2 separate regions of the Homo sapiens genome follow, and region 1 is linked to region 2. The links are chromatin loops, found by intact Hi-C in ENCODE. Cell type or tissue: natural killer cell. All regions are shown on one strand. Each heading gives the region's core, and the rest is flanking DNA. Links, peaks and the distances in the headings are about the cores only. Region 1 has its middle 33 kb from the start of MID1IP1. Region 2 overlaps LOC124905177 (a long non-coding RNA gene).

Region 1 (8,731 bases), core at 214-8,213, 220 kb before region 2:
CCCAAACAAATAGTAAATTAAGAGAAAATAGCAAATAATCTTCCTAATGGTGAAATCCCCATATATCCTTGAAATGAACTTTGGCTCTGTCTAATTCATATAAAATTCCTTACATATGTGTTTCCAATTATTCTACATTAGGTAAAATATGCAATATTGCTATGTTCTACCCAAATATTCTTCTTCCTCGTGTATCTAAATCCTAACACATCTATAACACTCGTTTGATGAATACTAACATTTCAGTGCACTGGGTAATACATATGTTTTTTATTTGCCACAAAGAACTGTGTTTCCTCAACTGATTTATGTACCACCTGGACAAAATTATTTTTATTATGGTTTATTTCATTTTCTTCAGCATCCAAAACTGAAAAATACTTGTAAACTGCCAATGACACAATGACAATGGTAAAAAAAATAATAAAAATAAAAAAGAAAAGTCTTAGAATTCAAAAGCAAAACTCCACATTTCTTCAGAGACACCCAAAGAAAAATGTAGCTGCAACATTTTTAAACTAGTAAATTCAAAGTAAAACCAAACAGCAGCCCGGGTAATTTATGAATGTCCTTATGGATACAAATAGCTAACCAACTTACAAATAACTTTGTAGGTTGCCTTAAGAGTCTTTTCTTTTTCTTTTTTTTTATTTATTTTTATTTATTTATTTATTTATTATTATTATTATACTTTAAGTTTTAGGGTACATGTGCACAATGTGCAGGTTAGTTACACATGTATACATGTGCCATGCTGGTGCGCTGCACCCACTAACTCGTCATTTAACATTAGGTATATCTCCTAATGCTATCCCTCCCCCCTCCCCCCACCCCACAACAGTCCCCAGAGTGTGATGTTCCCCTTCCTGTGTCCATGTGTTCTCATTGTTCAATTCCCATCTATGAGTGAGAACATGTGGTGTTTTAGGCAGGGCATGGTGGGTCATGACTGTAATCCCAGGACTTTGGGAGGCCAAGGCAGGTGGATTGCTTGAGCCCAGGAGTTCCAGACCAGCCTGGGCAACATAGGGAAACTCCATCGCTACTAAAAATACAAAAAATTAGCCAGGCCTGGTGGGCCACACCTGTAGTCCCAGCTACTTGGGTAGCTGAGGCACGAGAATTGCTTGAACCCGGGAGGTGGAGGTTGCAGTCAGCCGAGATTGCGCCACTGCACTCCAGCCTGGGTGACAAGAGCGAGATTCTCTAATGCCCAGTTTTATTCTCTCCTCTGACCAATCCATAGACTTTGTGGAGGGGAAGGTGAGGTGTTCTGAATTATACCAAATAACATACACATTTGTAAATTGTGGATTTACAAAGTAATCTGCAAAGCAATTACACATTATGCCCACCCCTATGCACACATACACTCATATACATGCTCACAGAGTCATGGCTCTATGTGTGATCTCTATAAACACTCACATGCAGACAGAATGTCTCCATGTGCATTATGAATTACCTACTAGCTTCTAGAGCAGGGGCGTCCAATCTTTTGGTTTCCCTGGGTCACACTGGAAGAAGAAAAATTGTCTTGGGCCACACATAAAATACACTAATACTAATGACAGCTGATGAGAAAAAAAAAAGTCGCAAAAACATCTCATAATGTTGTAAGATAATTTACAAATTTATGTTGGGCCACATTCAAAGCCATCCTGGGCCGCATGTGGCCTGTGGGCCGCAGGTAGAAAAATCTTGTTCTAGAGGCTTCCAGATATATTTCACAAAACTGATTTGGAACCAGCAGTATAGAGTAACTTGTATAATCTAGTTGGGAGCTGCAAGCTAGTTCCCAGAATTGCGTAGCCTAACCCACATAACAGCCAGTAAACTCTGCTGGATGGGTTGAGTTATTTCTCAGCATCCCCATAACAAACAGTGGCTTTTTTCCTGTGGACAAGTCAAACAGAAAATTCTCATTTCTCTACCGAAGAATGAATTTATTTTACATTTATTGAGAACTCACTGTGCTCAAAGCTGTGTTGCTTATGAACAAAGAGGACACACACACACACACACACACACACACACACACACTACAAGACCAAGGTGAATATAGTAGCTGCTATCAGGAAGGTCCAAATGGAAATGAGAATGCAGAGGCAGGAGATATTACCTTTGACCAAGGAGTTCAAGGGTGATTTCATGAAGGAAGTCTTGGTTTGGCTATTCCTTAAAAGATAGGTGTGAATTCAATGGGTGGGAATGGGGTTAGAGAAGGGAGTGGGCATAGAAGTGGAAAAAGTAAAAAAGTCACTGAAGAGTACAATATGATCTGAGCACGGTGTCATGATAGAGAGATGATGAAGCCAGACAAGACCAGTAGCTGGGAGCAGACAAAGGGAGCTCCAATTAATACAGTGAAGAACTGGGTGGGCAATAAAGATCCATAAGAAGGTTTTCATTATTTGTTTTTAAACTGTTTTTTTATTGTGAAATATACCACAAATTCAGGGAAGTATATAAATCAAAAGTGTTCAGCTAAAGAAATTGCATCAAACAAACAAACAGGTCAAGAAATAGAACATTGCTAGCACCTCAGGGGCACCCTCTTCAGGTGTTCTTCTAATCACTTCATCACTCCCTCAAAGGTAACCACTAATCTGATTTTTACGATAATGACATCTTCACTTTTCTTTATAGTTTTACCACCTAGGCATGCATTCCTCAAACATAGTTTAATTTTGCTGGTTTTGCAAACTTTGTGTAAGTGCAATTATGTAGTATATATTATTTTGCATCTGGTTTCTTACATTCAGTGTTGTATTTGTGAGCTTCATCCGTGATGTTGTGGGAGCTGTAGTTCTTTTTATTTTTTATTTTATTTTTTTGCTGTAGGGCAAGTTTGTTCAACCCGCAGCCCATGGGCCACATATGGCCCAGGATGGCTTTTAATGTGGCCCAACACAAATTCGTAAACTTTCTTAAAACATGAGATTCTTTTGAGATTTTCTTTCAGCTCATCAGCTATTGTTAGTATATTTTATGTGTGGCCCAAGACAATCCTTTTTCTTCCAATGTGGCCAAGGGAAGCCAAAAGATTGGACATCCCTGCTGTAGAGTATTCCTTTTTGTGAATATACCACATTGATCCATTCTACTGTTGGCAGATATTGGGATTGTTTCTAGTTTGGGGCTACCATGAATAGTGTTGCCTTCTTGTACCTGTCTCTTGATGCATGTATCGTCTCCTGATGAGAGGAGTGCTGCACTTTAGGCCAATCAGCGTCACAGTAACACGTAAAGATAGAGTAGCCTACAGAGAGACTTGTGACCAGGAAACTCCTTTGGAGATCAGGAAACTAGGTAGGCATCCCCTAACTAGCCTTGAGGATCCAACTTGGATTGTTGCCTCAGTTGGCAAAACTCACTAGGCTGAAAGTCTTCAGTTTCCAATATTCAAATCAAAGTAGGAGTAGTTTCTCTGGATTTTTTTTTCTTTTAGCATTTAGCAGGAGTAAGGAGTTGGTCCATGATTAACTCCATCACTGGTCTATTTATGACCTACTTTAATTTTTCGTTCTATTTATTTGGTTAGTTTGAATACTGTAATAGGCAACTGCAAATCCACAGCCCCAAACAAAAGACAGGACCTTGGTAATGACCACAGCTAACTGTATGTTTCCCTCATCGTTCCATCTTCTGGCCTCTCCCTACCTCGTGCAGAGGTATTTTTGAACATTACATAAAACCCTCAAAAAGGACTATCGACCCCAAGTAAGTATGAATTTGTGCTAGGCAAGTAGAAAAGAATATTGATTTCATTCTCTTTATGTCCTATTACTTCCAGGGAGGCAGACAAATGTTAAAACGATAAGTTGTGTGAATCATGTGAATATACATTCTTCTGGGACAAAGCAATTGCAGAGTCTTTATAGTTTTTTCATATGTAACTACTCATTCCCTTTAGAAGGATTTCTAGCAAAAATATAGCTTATGCAACAACAGACTTCAAGATGATCCAGGCTATCTGAGAAACCTATTCCTTGATGATAAAATCGAATGGTAACACAAAGTTTAAATGCCTCTTCAGTATGTTTTGCTACAAAAATCGCTTAGTTTTCAATTTAACCATGCATTTAATCCTTTGGTGAACTGAGTAATGCCAGGACAGAGTGTAAAGGAACTGGAACATCATGAGTTTGAGAAAAGGACAATAAATCCAATATTGCAAAATTACAGTAGATGGTGCTAGATGGGTGCAAAAGACTCCAACAGCCATCTGGGCCACCTTCAAGATTTCTCCTGAGCTTAGCAGTTTAGAAAATGTGCAATTTAGATTTATCAATTCAGGAGAGGCACTCAGATAAAACAGTTGAATTAGTGAGATCAATGAATGCAGAACCCTATAATTAGACAATGTTAAGGTTTTTATGGAAATTAACAATGAAGACAACTTTAAAGCCGTGGTCAAATCGTTGATCTTTCTGGGGTGTTGGTGCCAATGTTAAATTACTAAAAGAATGATTTTCCATTCATCTAAAATAACGTCATCTGTAAAGTTAATTTTTAAACTAATTTGCTCTTGGTATTAGTTATCATTTATACAGTATTTGTACACTTTGTAGGTTAGCTTTGAGATTTAAATGTCCTATATAATGTATGCAAAGTGATTTACAAAGCATTACCTAGTATAAATTATTCTACACATGTGAAGTATTATTATTTTTATTATTATTACCTAAAGTGCTTATTAAATATTTGTATTCATTACTTTTTTACAGCCACTTTGTCCTGGATATTCTTCTTATTATTCTTTTAGCTTTTCAGGTGAAACAACTGAGACATAAGATAATGAAGTGAACAATTTCAAACATGTATATATTCCCCTTGCAGCAGCAGTACAAAATGACTTTCAATCAATGAACCAGAGATCAGGCAAGCACCTGTCCTTAATGAGAGGGTTATCTGGGGTTAACCCTAGATACAATGAAAATTAACAATGGGAGCGATTCCAAACCATCTCACTGTTGTGTCTCTATAACAGATGCTTCCCTCCCATGATCTGCTGAGCACTCGGTGGATGCATTGGTCCTTAGCTTCCTTGGAGAAAGGAGCAACATGACAGCACTAAACACACTCAGGATGTGACTTATCAGAATCTGTCAGTGACTGCAGGAAAATGTTGGATCTGACGTTAAGTAACCCTTTTTCTCTCCCCAGAGCCACATACGGTTGAGGTTCATGTGTCGGACAGGGCGTGGAAGAAATTCCTTTTCTGGAAGTTAACCTCTATTGTCCAGCATCTGATATGTCCAGCCTAAAATATTCTCTTAAGTGCATATTAGCAAATCCTTGGAACTCCAAAGGCTTTTTCAGAGGCTGAAAGGTCAGATGTTTAAGTGAATTCTCTGTATTTATGAATCATTATGGCCTATTGATTGAATGTGTGAGATGTAGTTCTAATGTCTGTCTGCTTTACGTAAAAAGTTCTATGGACAGGGATATTATCCACAATGAGGGGGTCTTAATGGTGTTTTGATTTTTACAGGACCTAGCACCTAAATCGTTAAATAAATATAATTAATATTACTATTTGTATTTAAAAATAAGTCAAGTGAATATTTCTTTTATTTATTTTCCAATACATGTTTAGTATTTATTGTCCCCAGAAAAATGTGCCTCGTCCTTGCTGTGATCAATAGTCACAGTAGTCATGGTGGAGATGTCTTCTCCAATCACACTGACAATATATGCAGAAACTAGTATGCAATAGGTCTGTCCAGTAAGTATGAGAGGAAAAGTCTATCTATATTTTTACTTTGATTATTTATTTATTTTGAGATGGAGTCTTACTCTGTTACCCAGGCTGGAGTGCAATGGTGCGATCTCAGCTCACTTCAACCTCTGCCTCCGGGGTTCAAGTAATTCTCCTGCCTCAGCCTCCCTAGTAGCTGGGATTACAGGCTCCCGCCACCACGCCCGGCCAATTTTTGTATTTTTAGTAGAGATGAGGTTTCACCATGTTGACTAGGCTGGTCTCAAACTCCCGACCTCAAGCAATCCACCTACCTCGGCCTCCCATTGTGCTGGGATTACAGGCTTGAGCCACCGCGCCTGGCCTAAAAATCTATATTTTCTAATGTCATAGAAGCTATTGCTGTAGTTGCCCAGCATCCGACTTTCAAATGTTAATAATTAGGCTGTGGGCCAGGCCTATTGCTCAGCAGCTAATGCACTGCGCATGCTACCGCACAGGAGACCTCGGTCTGGTGCTAGCCGGAAGCTCTCCTATCTTCCAGCAGGAGCGAGGAGCCCTGTGGAGGTGACACTGGGCGCCTTAGAGGAGAGAGCTGCGTGATGTATCACCACTCACCAGCCCTTGCCGGAGACCTGTTTAGAGTGAGATTACAGTCTCAGCAGAGCCTCTCATTTCTCCTGGTCACGGGGTTACAGAGCACTTTACAACTTGTGCTACAGGAAGGCAGGGAGGGATTTAAATGAGAGACTGGAAGAGACCCTCCATAAACCTCAGCCAGAGCAGCCCTGACTCACAGTAAGTTTCTGCTTCCGCTGGCTTACAGATAGCCAGATCAATGTTTTTAGAAAAATGTAAGCTTTAAACATGGAATGGAATATGAATTGACCATATTTCATCTGATCACAAATTTACCAGACAACTTGGAAAGCCTCTGAAATTCTGGCACTAAAATGGTTCTTTCTCAGAATTGGGGTATCTTTACTATTTATCTCTATGGAGCACCTACTAACACTAATGGGAGAACAACCCTAATAAGGTCAACAAAAATGTTCTTGTAATAGTGTTCATTAACAGCGCTGCTAGATGACTGCTTAAAATCGTTTCTGCTATAGTCTCTCCCGTAGATGAAATCATTTGCTTCATTTTTAACCGTTGCTTGGAATTCTGTGCTTTCCAAATCTTCATCTGTGTTCCTTACCTTTAAGACGTGACCGAACAATTTTAATTCTCAATTTCTGGGGCCAGGTTCAGTGCTTTTTGAACACTAATCTGCCAAAACATGAGATAATATTCCTTTCTTGAAATTGCTATCAGTATTACCATCCAAGGGCCCCCATCAGCTGCCCAGGTTCCTAACCTCATCACTTTGTTTTTCTCCTCTCCTTTTCCTCCCACATACAATTTACCACAAAGCCAAGCTGTTTAGTTTTTTTTCTCCACAATATCTCCAATATGTATTTGTTAATCTCATAAATATTTATGAAGTACTAGGAACAATGCTACAAATGGGAGTTCTGTGCTAGGGCTACGCATGGGCTCTATTTATTTTCATGGTCATCACCTTGGACCATGTCCCTGGTTGACTAAAGACGGCCTCAAATTTTGACAGCTCTCTCATTGAGAAATTTTATACATTTAATGAGATTATAAACCTTTTAAGGTATAGACCCTATGATCTATACATGAATTGAATATATGACCCAGCACAGCTAACATTTGTTAACCCATCAAAAATATTCATGTCAATTAGAACTTGACAGAATCCTGTCAGTGTTGATGTGATTCCTGGGAGTCTTCCCAAAAGTTTGAAAAGGCTTTTATCTCTAGAATCAGAAACTTTATTTATTTATTTATTTATTGAGACAGGGTCTCACTTTGTTGCCCAGGGTTGGTGTGCAGTGGTGGGATCTCAGCTCACTGCAGCCTTAAATTCCTGGGCTCAAATGATCTTCCCACCTTAGCCCCCCGAGTAGCTGGGACTACAGGCACCTGCCACCATGCCCAGCTAGTTTTTTGTATTTTTTGTGGAGACAAAATTTCACCATGTTGCTCAGGCTGGTCGCGAACCCCTGAGCTCAAGCGATTCTCTTGCCTCAGCCTCCCAAAGTGCTGGTATCACAGGCATGAGCCACTGCGCCAGGCTGAGAATCAGAAACTTCGTATTGAATTGTCTAAATTTCCCTTGAAATAGCTTATTACAACTTTTTCGTACGATGATTTATAAAAATTGTGATTTTTTTCCTATAACAGAAAGAAGTAAATATTTCCAAAGATTTTCTAGTGTATTTTAACAGATCAGATCTGTACACCTGGTAGAGACCCCATAAATAGTTTGAATCTGCCATGTAAATTTCACTGGGCAGTGATAATTCATGTCCTTAGATTTATTTTTTTGGCTTTATTGGGGTATAATTGCTGTACCAAAAATACATACATGTAATATATGCATCTATGCATCTTGAGTTTGGTTATGTCCTTAAATTTAAATGCTGATTTTAAGTTATCAATAAAACACTTAAACTCTACAAGTGCTTTGCAGTCATTCTGGATGGAATCTAACTAGCTTAATTTGAAATTTAGTGTAGCTGACAAAAAGCTATTAAGAGTAAAGTTGATGGGTCAAAGCATGGTAAGTTTAAAACTACATAAATATGCTGCACAAACAAAAATAACGACCTTCCATTGTTCAGAGAATTCTTATTTCTTCAGCAATTGCTTTAGGCCTTCACCTACCACTTAGTTGAGTAAAACAAAGCAAGTAAAAGGATGAGTGACATTCATTTTTTTTTGACATGGGGTCTCACTCTGTCACCCAGGCTGGAGTGTAGTGGGGTGATCTCAGCTCACTGCAACCTCTGTCTCCTGGGCTCAAACGATCCTCCCACCTCAGCATCCTGAGTAGCTGGAACCACAGGTACACACCACCGTGGCTGGCTAAGTTTTTGTATTTTTGATAGAGATGGGGGTTTCACCATGTTGCCCAGGCTGTTCTCAAATTCCTGAGCTCAAGCGATCCACCCATCT
Region 2 (8,731 bases), core at 166-8,165:
GGTAAGGGATGGGGTGGGATTTTTAGGCAAAGTGCTGAGGCGCACAGGAACCTGCTGAAAGTTAGGCTCAGTGGGAAGTGCTATGTGGCTTAAAAGAGAGTACAGACAGGTCCTATGGGATTGGGAGGAGCTGGAAGACTGATAAGAAGTGTGGGAGAACAGGAGAGACTACCACTTCCCAGGTGATGTTAGTGAGCCCTGACCTCTCTGGGATCAGCTGAAATTACAGATCCATACCCCACGCCCAGTCCACTCTCCATTTGAAGGATAGAGGGCAGTTTTGCCCCTGTGTTATCTAGACAGTTGGAGGCATGACTTGTGGTGGAGGAGAGCTGGCCCATGGTTAAACATTGTCCAGAGCCCCAGCGGGACATGTCTGACAGGGGGACTTCCTTCCTGCAATAGGGCCAAGGGCATTGCCTTGGGTCATGAGTGTGCTACAGTGTGTAAGTGGCTGGGGCGGTGGGACAGTTAGAAAGAGCTCAAGGGGAATTTAATGGGCAAAGTCACAGTGGAGTAGAAAAGATGAAGCAAATGAAGAATTCAAAGTATCCCATGGTGCTCTACTCTAATTGAGAGGTTGAAGAGCCTGGGTGTCTGCGGGGGGTGGGGGGCAAGATAGGGGGTGTGGATGGAAGGAGGAGTGAGGAGGGAGAGAAAGAAGAAAGTGGAGAGTAGGGGGAGGGAGAGAGAGAGGAAGAAGGAGAGAGAGAGAAAGAGAGAGTGAGCAAAGGAAGGAGGGAGAGAGGAAAAAGGAGCGAGGTCAGGGAGAGAGAAGAAAAGACAGAGACAAGGAGACGGAAGAGGAAAGGGGAGAAAAGGAGTGAGGGTGGGGAAGAGAGAGTGAACAGAAGAAGGAGGAGAAGGAGGAAAGAAAGGGAAAGGAGGAGGAGAGTGAAGAGGGGAGGAGGGAACAGAGAAAAGCAGTCTGCCCAGAGGCAGAGCTAAAGATTTGACTGTGTTGGTTAGGCAAAGGAACACTTCAGCAGGATTTTGAACACGACTGTTTTTAAAGGAAGTGATCCCACAAGTTGGGGGAACCTGGTAGAGGGAAAGGAAGGAAAACACAGCCTCTACATGCAAACAGGCCTAGGTTTGAGTTCTATCTCTAGCACTGACTTGCTGTGTGAACTTGGGCAAGTTGTTTAAATTCTCCGTATCTCAGAATCCTTATCTGTGAGAGGAAATAATAAAAGCCAGTTCTCAGGGTTGTTGGGAGACTTAAAGGAGGTTCGGATGTGTAGCTCCTGGCACTTAGTTGGCACCCAGAAAATGTATGCTCCTGTGCTATGTATGTCCTCTCTTGGAATCCAGAGAACTCAGCCACGACCCCCATCAAGCTGAGAAGAACTGAAATTCCAAGGCTGAAAAAGTTGATGGAGGGAACTATCTCTTGCTTTGACCCTCTGCCAAACTGAGAGTGTAAATGTTCAGTTGTTCTGTGAGCTGACTGTGTGCCTTGGCTCAAAGTGGCAGGTAGCCTGGGAATGCTGGGAGAGAAGAAAGTCTGGTGCTCAGAGAAATGAACTCAGATAGAGAAAGTGTCCCCCTTTTCAGAGCAAAGAACAAAGCTAAGATTCACTAATAGGAAGACAGGGCCCTGGGCCTTGTACTCAGCAAGAATGTAGAAAGCTTTCTATTGCCATTTTGTAGATTATACTGTAAAGGTGAGTGTGTTTACAACGTATCATAGACTGTGGATAATGATTTGAGCATCATTTTATAGTTTGATATAACTTTCACTGACATCATTTGTTCAGCCATTCAACAAACATTTACAGAGGGCCTAGGTCAATCCACACACTCATTGTCTTGGGTATTCACCAATAGCACTTTTAATTTGGCTCTCCTTTGGGGATTCTCCTGGCCTTCTGTTGATGTGAATAGTTAGGAATGACCCTAATTTCTTTCCCACTTCAGCTAGGCCTGAGGAAACTTCCATTTGCATTCCTTCCCCTTTGGTGATGCCTGAGTGGTTAGCTGGCTGTGGATAATCAATCCTGCTGGTTAATGAGCTGAGCAAAGAGGTTAAGGTCACAGTTTTGATCCCTGGGGGCTGATTTACCCTCTCCACTTGGGTGCACTGTCCTTCTTTCTCTACACCCACCGTGTATGTTTCCTCCCACCTCAAGGCCTTTGACAAGTTTTTTACTCTGCCAGAAGTTGTCTTGCTTCAGCTCCTAATTATTGATATTCAGTGTCATTTCCCCAGCCAAGCCTTATTCGCTCCCTAGACCTAGTCAGGTGCTTCAGTTTATAACCCATGGTGCCTTGTATTTCTCTAGCATGGCATTTATTAGTGTTTATAATTATCCTTTCATTTTTATTATTATTTGATTAATGTGACCTATTGTTAGCATAGAAAGCTAACAGGAAACAAATATTGAGTGAGTATTTAAATCTTATCTCTGTATTCTTCAGCCACATGACCTTGGGCATGTTACTTAATTTCTCTGGGGCCAGTCTTCTCATCTGTGAAATAGGTATGATGATATTTGAACTTACTGCCCAGTAAGTCCTTGTGTCATGTAGGGTAGTGTTCAGCTGCAAGTAGTAGGAAACCGGACTGATTGTTCTTTAAACACATGGAGTTTATTTAACTCCTATACCAACATAGGCAGTCCAACACAGCTCTAGTGGCTTGATGATGCCATATAGAGCTCAGATTCATTTTCATTCTTTCTCTGCTTTCTATAGCAAGTACATTTAATCCTCATGTTTACAAGGTGACTGCTGCTACTCCAGGCATAGTATCTGTATTCCAGTCAGAAAGAAGGAGAAAGAGGGAAAGTGAGCATCAATTGACTACTGTTAATATCTCATTGGCCAGAACTAGTTCACATGGCCACTCCTAACAGCAAAGGAGTTCAAAAGTTTTTTTTTGTTTTGATTTTTGTTTTTTTGCTTTTACAACCTGTAGAGTAGAGGCAAGTCATAGAGAAATGGTAAGCCAACTAAAGACGACTGTATGCCCTAACTGAACTTCAATATCTAAGATGGAAGGAACCATGCTCCTTTTGTTCACCATCGTAGGTTCACCTTGAACAATGTCTGTCTCACTGTAGGCACCCAAGAAGCCTATCGTTAAATGTTAATGAATGAAAAAATGAACTCCTGTAGAGACCATCTCCCAATTAGGTTTTAAGAGGTACTAGACAAGGATAGATGAATCAGTGCCATCTTAACATCACAGGTAGGAAGAATTTAAAATAGACACCACCATCAGACACCACCATCACCATCAGGGGCCCCACTAGCCTTTACATTGCCTTTGCATTAATTACAAAAGGGCACCCACCCCTTCCTTAAGACACATTACTGCCATCTACTGGAAAATTTTCTTAATATAATTGTAAGTCTACGGTATCTAAGATGTGAATGGTGCCCCCTTAGATGCAGAGAGGTCATTCACCAAAAAATCTACACAGCCCTGTGTAGCCACCTTGCAGGAAATTTAAACACACCTCGCCAGTAGGGTGGATGTAGCCAATGAAGGAGCCATCACATCTGTCTCTTGAAGCATAGAAGGCGGAGCAGGGGGGTGTATTTTCATGGAGCGGTCTGAAGATTTTAGCAGGGCTGATAGGAACTTGCCTTAGGTAAAGACTTATTCTGACAAAGCAGGGATTTGGTGAGAAGAACAAACAGTGTATTTGACTCTTGCTTTTTACTTTCTGCCTCTATAATACTAGAAAAATCACTTAATTCCTCTAAATTTTTATTTCCTCATCTCTTAATTGGGGACAAGAACACCTGCCCCAAGAGATGTGTTGAGTATCCAACAAGGTAATATACATGAAAGGGTTGGGAATCTGCTCTTGATTAGAAAATGTAAGCTATTGTTAGCATGGAGAGTTAACAGGAAACAAATATTGAGAGAGTGTTCAAATCTTATCTCTACCACTCACTAGCCACGTGACCTTTGGCATGTTACTGAATTATTCTGGGACCAGTCTTCTCATCTTTAAAATCGAATTAGAATTTACTGCCCAAGAAAGTCATGAGGATTAAAGGTAGTAAGTGTTCAATAAATGTTAAGCATGAACTTTAAGGCAGTTGTGCCTTGCATTATGCTCTGCATTTTGCATTCAGTATTACATTGAAATACTTGTTTAAATTACCCTTGACTTTTTAAAAAGAGGAAAAAAATAAAATGAAATGAAACAAAAGGGTTCCTAGGCCTTTTTGTGAAGAGAGTTGAGACTGTGGGAAAAGAAGGATTCAGTACATTTTTTGAACTCTGGATCTGTTGTGATGTCTCTGAGGAAAACTTTCTCTTCCCCTCCCCACTTCATGCCACCTCCAAACACTTTTTGGCCAAATCTAGAGCTGATCTTGCTAGATTATAGCTGGAATTTCTCATGAAGTAGTTATTAAGATTGATTTCATGAAAACTTCACATGATTTATAGAGCAAATAGAGCAAAACGGAACCAAGGGGAAGAAAAGGCCAGCCAGGTAGGCAGGCAGAGTGGGGCAGATCAGGCAAGCAGAATGTTGGTTCCCACATGTTCTGGTTCTCCCTTCTGCTACCCTCCTCCCTGCAGCCCCTCTGGTGGTGGGGCCCTGTGATTGCTGAGAAAATCCGTTCAGATTGTAGTGCAGTGAAATAGGAGGGCAGAGGAGTTTGAAGCAGAAAGCAAGTAACAAAGTTGTTAATTCAACTGTTATCTAATGGCCGACTTTCTCATGCACAGTCTCCCCAACCCTGATCAGCCTAACTGTCTAGTGACTATATTTTATCTTCTTCACCACCACTAATCTTCCCCCTAATCTCTTCAGTGTGTAGGGCTATGGGGGAAACAAGATATTGTTCCTTCATTTCTCAAGTCACATTTCAGTGAAGTAAACAGCACTTTCTTTTCCTTCCTTCTGTCCCATGAAAGCTATTTTAGAGAAACTATGTTGAGCACCAGAGGTTCCTGGGCTTGGTTGCTATGTGGCCTGAAGCTGACATCTTGTGTGTGTGTGTGTCATGGTTTATGGTAGAGTGGTTAAAAATCAGCTCCCATTCTGGTGACTAAATTTTATTGACTTTTCCAGGGCCTGTGGTGGGACTGACATGTCCCCTATTTAATTACTTCCTTCTTCTTGACAGCAGATTGAGTTAACCAGAGGACATGCAGGTGGCTCCGGGGCCAGGGAGCTTGGAGTGGCCGTGGCTTGGCAGCTGAGAGGGGCCAGGGCGAGCACAGGCCTGGGGATGTAACAACCTGCTGGCAGTTGTGAGCTGTGGGTTTTATGACTGCACTGGGGGTAATAACCGAACAGTGGGGCTTTTGGACTAATTTGAAGAATACTTTGCATAAATCCCAGCTGCTAGCCATATGTCCAACCCTTGTAGAGGGGAGGGTATGTTTCCCTGAGCTCTTGTTTATTTTCCTGGAAGTCAAGACTAACCAAACCTTTAAATGCCCAGCCGGAGTCTTTGGCGGAGGAAGATTGGTCACAAAAGCTTGAACTGATTTAATCACAATCTAAATTTATATTATATTTTACCAGATTTTCTCTTCCAATGATGTTGTGTCATTTTGTCCTCACAAAACCCCAAAATATAGGCCATGTAGAAATCCTCCATTTACCCATAAGAAGACTGAGACCCAGGGAGACTGAGACCAATAATAAAAGCAGCCATTTTGGAGTTCACTATATGTTAGACACTTTTCTAAATCCTTGATAGGTGTTCATTCATTTCATACTGACATCAGTCCTACAAGGCAGGTACCATTATTATCCCTATTCCTTGATGAAGGAGATGAGCCCAGAGAGGTTACTTAACTTGCCCAGGGTCACACAGATAGTTAGTAGTGGAGCTGGGATTCAAACCTAGGCAGTCTGGCTCCAGAGTCTGTATTTAAAACCACTATACATGCTGCCAGCTAGCTTGGCATTGGTGTAGCTGGAATTCGTATTCACGTACTCAACTCCAAGTTCAGGTTTTCCCTAATGCCACACCACTCTTCTGAAATTTGCTCCTTAAATATCTCTTATTCCTGCAAACATTAGCCACAGCAATTTAGATTTGGACTCTTTTCATCTGGTATCGCAAAGTCTTTCACTTAAATTTATTTAATTAGTCCCTCCCTACCTACTTACTGTGGAGTCAGAGGCATACCCAGTCTAAAGGAGTTGTAATGTGTTAGGAAATTACTCCCAGACTAAGGCTTTGGAAAAATACAGGTATATAGGTGTTGGGAGTTGCTAAAGCCTGGCAGCCTCATATCTGGAACAAATATTTTCTCTCTCCCCATTTCCTGGGAAGAATGGGTGTGGTTCTCACAGCACTGTCTGATTTTGTGAGCATGTGCACTCCAAAGTTTCACACAGAGTTGGCCTCTCCCTTTGGGAAAAGGTAATTCCAGCCCCTACTCCTCTGGCAATTACGGGCCTCTTAGCCTGTGGTAAGTGTGAACAAATCAGGCGAAAGGGAGGGAGTTGTTTTAATGTGATAATATCTCTAGCTGCCCATGCTGACTTTCTCACGAGAGGAAAAACCAGCAAAAGTTTTGTTCTGCATTCACTGGTGCCCCAAAGAAAACCCTGGGGGAAGGCCGGGCGCGCCTGTAGTCCCAGCACTTTGGGAGGCTGAGGCGGGTGGATCGTTTCAGGTCAGAAATTTGAGACCAGTCTGGCCAACACGATGAAACCCTGTCTCTACTAAAAATACAAAAATTAACCGGGTGTGGTGGCGGGCGCCTGTAATCCCAGCTACTGGGGAGGCTGAGGCAGGAGAATCGCTTGAGCCTTGGAGACAGAGGTTGTAGTGAGCTGAGATCATGCCACTGCACTCCAGTCTGAGTGACAGAGTGAGGTCCTGTCTCAAAAAAACAAAACAAAAACAAACAAACAAACAAACAAAAACCTTGGGGAAGCCTCCAGATTCTTATATCTCATAGCCAAAACCAATGTAGACCAAACCCCAATTCGAATTTGTGATAATGACCAAAAAGCAAGAGTATGACTCTCATTTGCAGATCTGGATAGCAGTTTTCTTTCCTCATTAGCAGACAAACTCTGTAGGCAGGCATTGGGTAACATGAAACAAGGAACATGACATAACTTTGGCAGAGAAACCATCATAGGAGAGTACTAGAAGGGGAAGGACAAAATAGTTTGGGTTGTAGTGATAATTTGTCATATTTACTTAATTTATTTGGTGACTATTTCTCTAAGTTAGATTCCCCCAGATGCAGATCCTGCCACAAGAATTTGGATGCAAGTTTTTTATTTGGGAAGTGATTCCAGGAAGCATCTTTAGGAAGTGGAGAAGTGAGACAGGGAAGAGAAAAAAAAAATTCAGAGTGTCAAAATAGGTTATCACTGTGGGCAACTGAGACTCAATCCTGCTGGGGACCTCAGGTAGATGGTGTGGAACATGCCTTAAAGTCTCACCTGAGTGGCAAGGAGGCTGAGGTATTTATCCACAGTCTCCTGTTGGTCATTGCTTTAGAGTTGCCTCTATGTGTGTTGATTCATTAGCACTGTGGCCTCTCTCACCTGAGAACATCTCATTTGCTTATAGTAAGAAGGCATCAGGCTACATGGGGACAGTGAGTGCCAAGGTAATATGGGCAGGGCACTGATACTGTCTACTTAAGAACCAAACCAGTTTGTGGAGGAGGAGGATATAAGGGAAGACATATTGTAATTAAGATTATTTCAGTTGCAAGTGATAAAATCCCAACTCAAACTAGCTTGAGAAAAAAATAAAAGCAATGTATGTGAGTTATATCACTGAAAAGTTCAGGGGTAAGCAGTCTGAGGCATAGCATAGCTAGCTTCTATCCATCATTGGCTTAAGGTTTCTCTTACGTGTGTTAACTCACTAGCACTCTGGCCTCTTCCACCTATGGGTATAATAGGTGCACAAGCAATGCCATCAGGGCTCTGTCTTCTGTACGTCTCTTGTTCTGCTTTCTTCTGTCTTGGCTTTATTATCTGGCTGGCTGAGAAGAGGGTGGAAAAGATGGCACCTCTAGGCTTATATGATCCTTATTCCTGCTGGCCCTAGAGGAGAAGAGCATTTTTTTTTCTGATAGCACTGGTTAACATCTTGGGGAACAAAGGTAATGAAATCAGCAAATTGAAGAGATGTCTGTATGCCCATGTTCGTTGCAGCACTATTTATGATAGCCACAATATGAAATCAACCTAAGTGTCCACCAATGGATGAATGGATAAAGAAAACGTGATATACATGTACACAATAGAATATTATTCAGCCTTAAAAATGAAGGAAATCCTGTCATTTGCAACAACACAGATGAACTTGGAGGACATTATGTTAAGTAAAATATGCTAGTACAGAAAAAAAAATACTGCATGATATCACTTATATGTAGAATCTAAAAAAGCTGAATTCAGAAGCAGAGAGTAGAGTGGTGGTTCCCAGGAGCTGGGAGGGGAGGAGGGTTGGGAACATGTTGGTCAAAGAATACAAAATTTCAGTTAGACAGGAAGAATAAATTCAAGAGATCTGTTGTGCAACATGGTGACTATGGTTAATAATGTATTCTTGAAAATTGCTGAGTAAATTTTAAGTGTTACCGCAAATAAATGATAAACACATGAGGTAATACATATGTTAATTAGCTCAATTTAGCCATTCTACAATGTATACATACTTCAAAACATGTTGTACATGATAAATGTGTATAATTTTTGTCACTTAAAATCTGTCTACATATATGTGTGTATATATATATAATATGTGTATGTATGTGTGTATATAT

What was found. Hi-C counts contacts between places; a loop is a spot of excess contacts. Peaks named below come from ENCODE experiments on the same cell type or tissue, not always from the same donor. Only the 100,000 strongest peaks of a DNase experiment are listed, where the experiment ranks them.
Region 1: it touches region 2 in a loop (6-fold over the local background); 48 of 110 quality-filtered maps call a loop at or near these places.

What each region holds. Positions count from the first base shown.
Region 1 is chrX:38,764,074-38,772,804 of GRCh38, forward strand. No RefSeq gene overlaps it. Among named protein-coding and RNA genes, the nearest start is that of MID1IP1, 33 kb to the right of the region's middle. In natural killer cell, for the core only: a CTCF peak has its summit at 4,184; a DNase peak (open chromatin) is centred at 4,208.
Region 2 is chrX:38,982,236-38,990,966 of GRCh38, forward strand. The region is part of intron 1 of LOC124905177 (a long non-coding RNA gene); the gene reads left to right. Among named protein-coding and RNA genes, the nearest start is that of MID1IP1-AS1, 180 kb to the left of the region's middle. In natural killer cell, for the core only: no CTCF peak of the experiment used is centred there; a DNase peak (open chromatin) is centred at 3,306.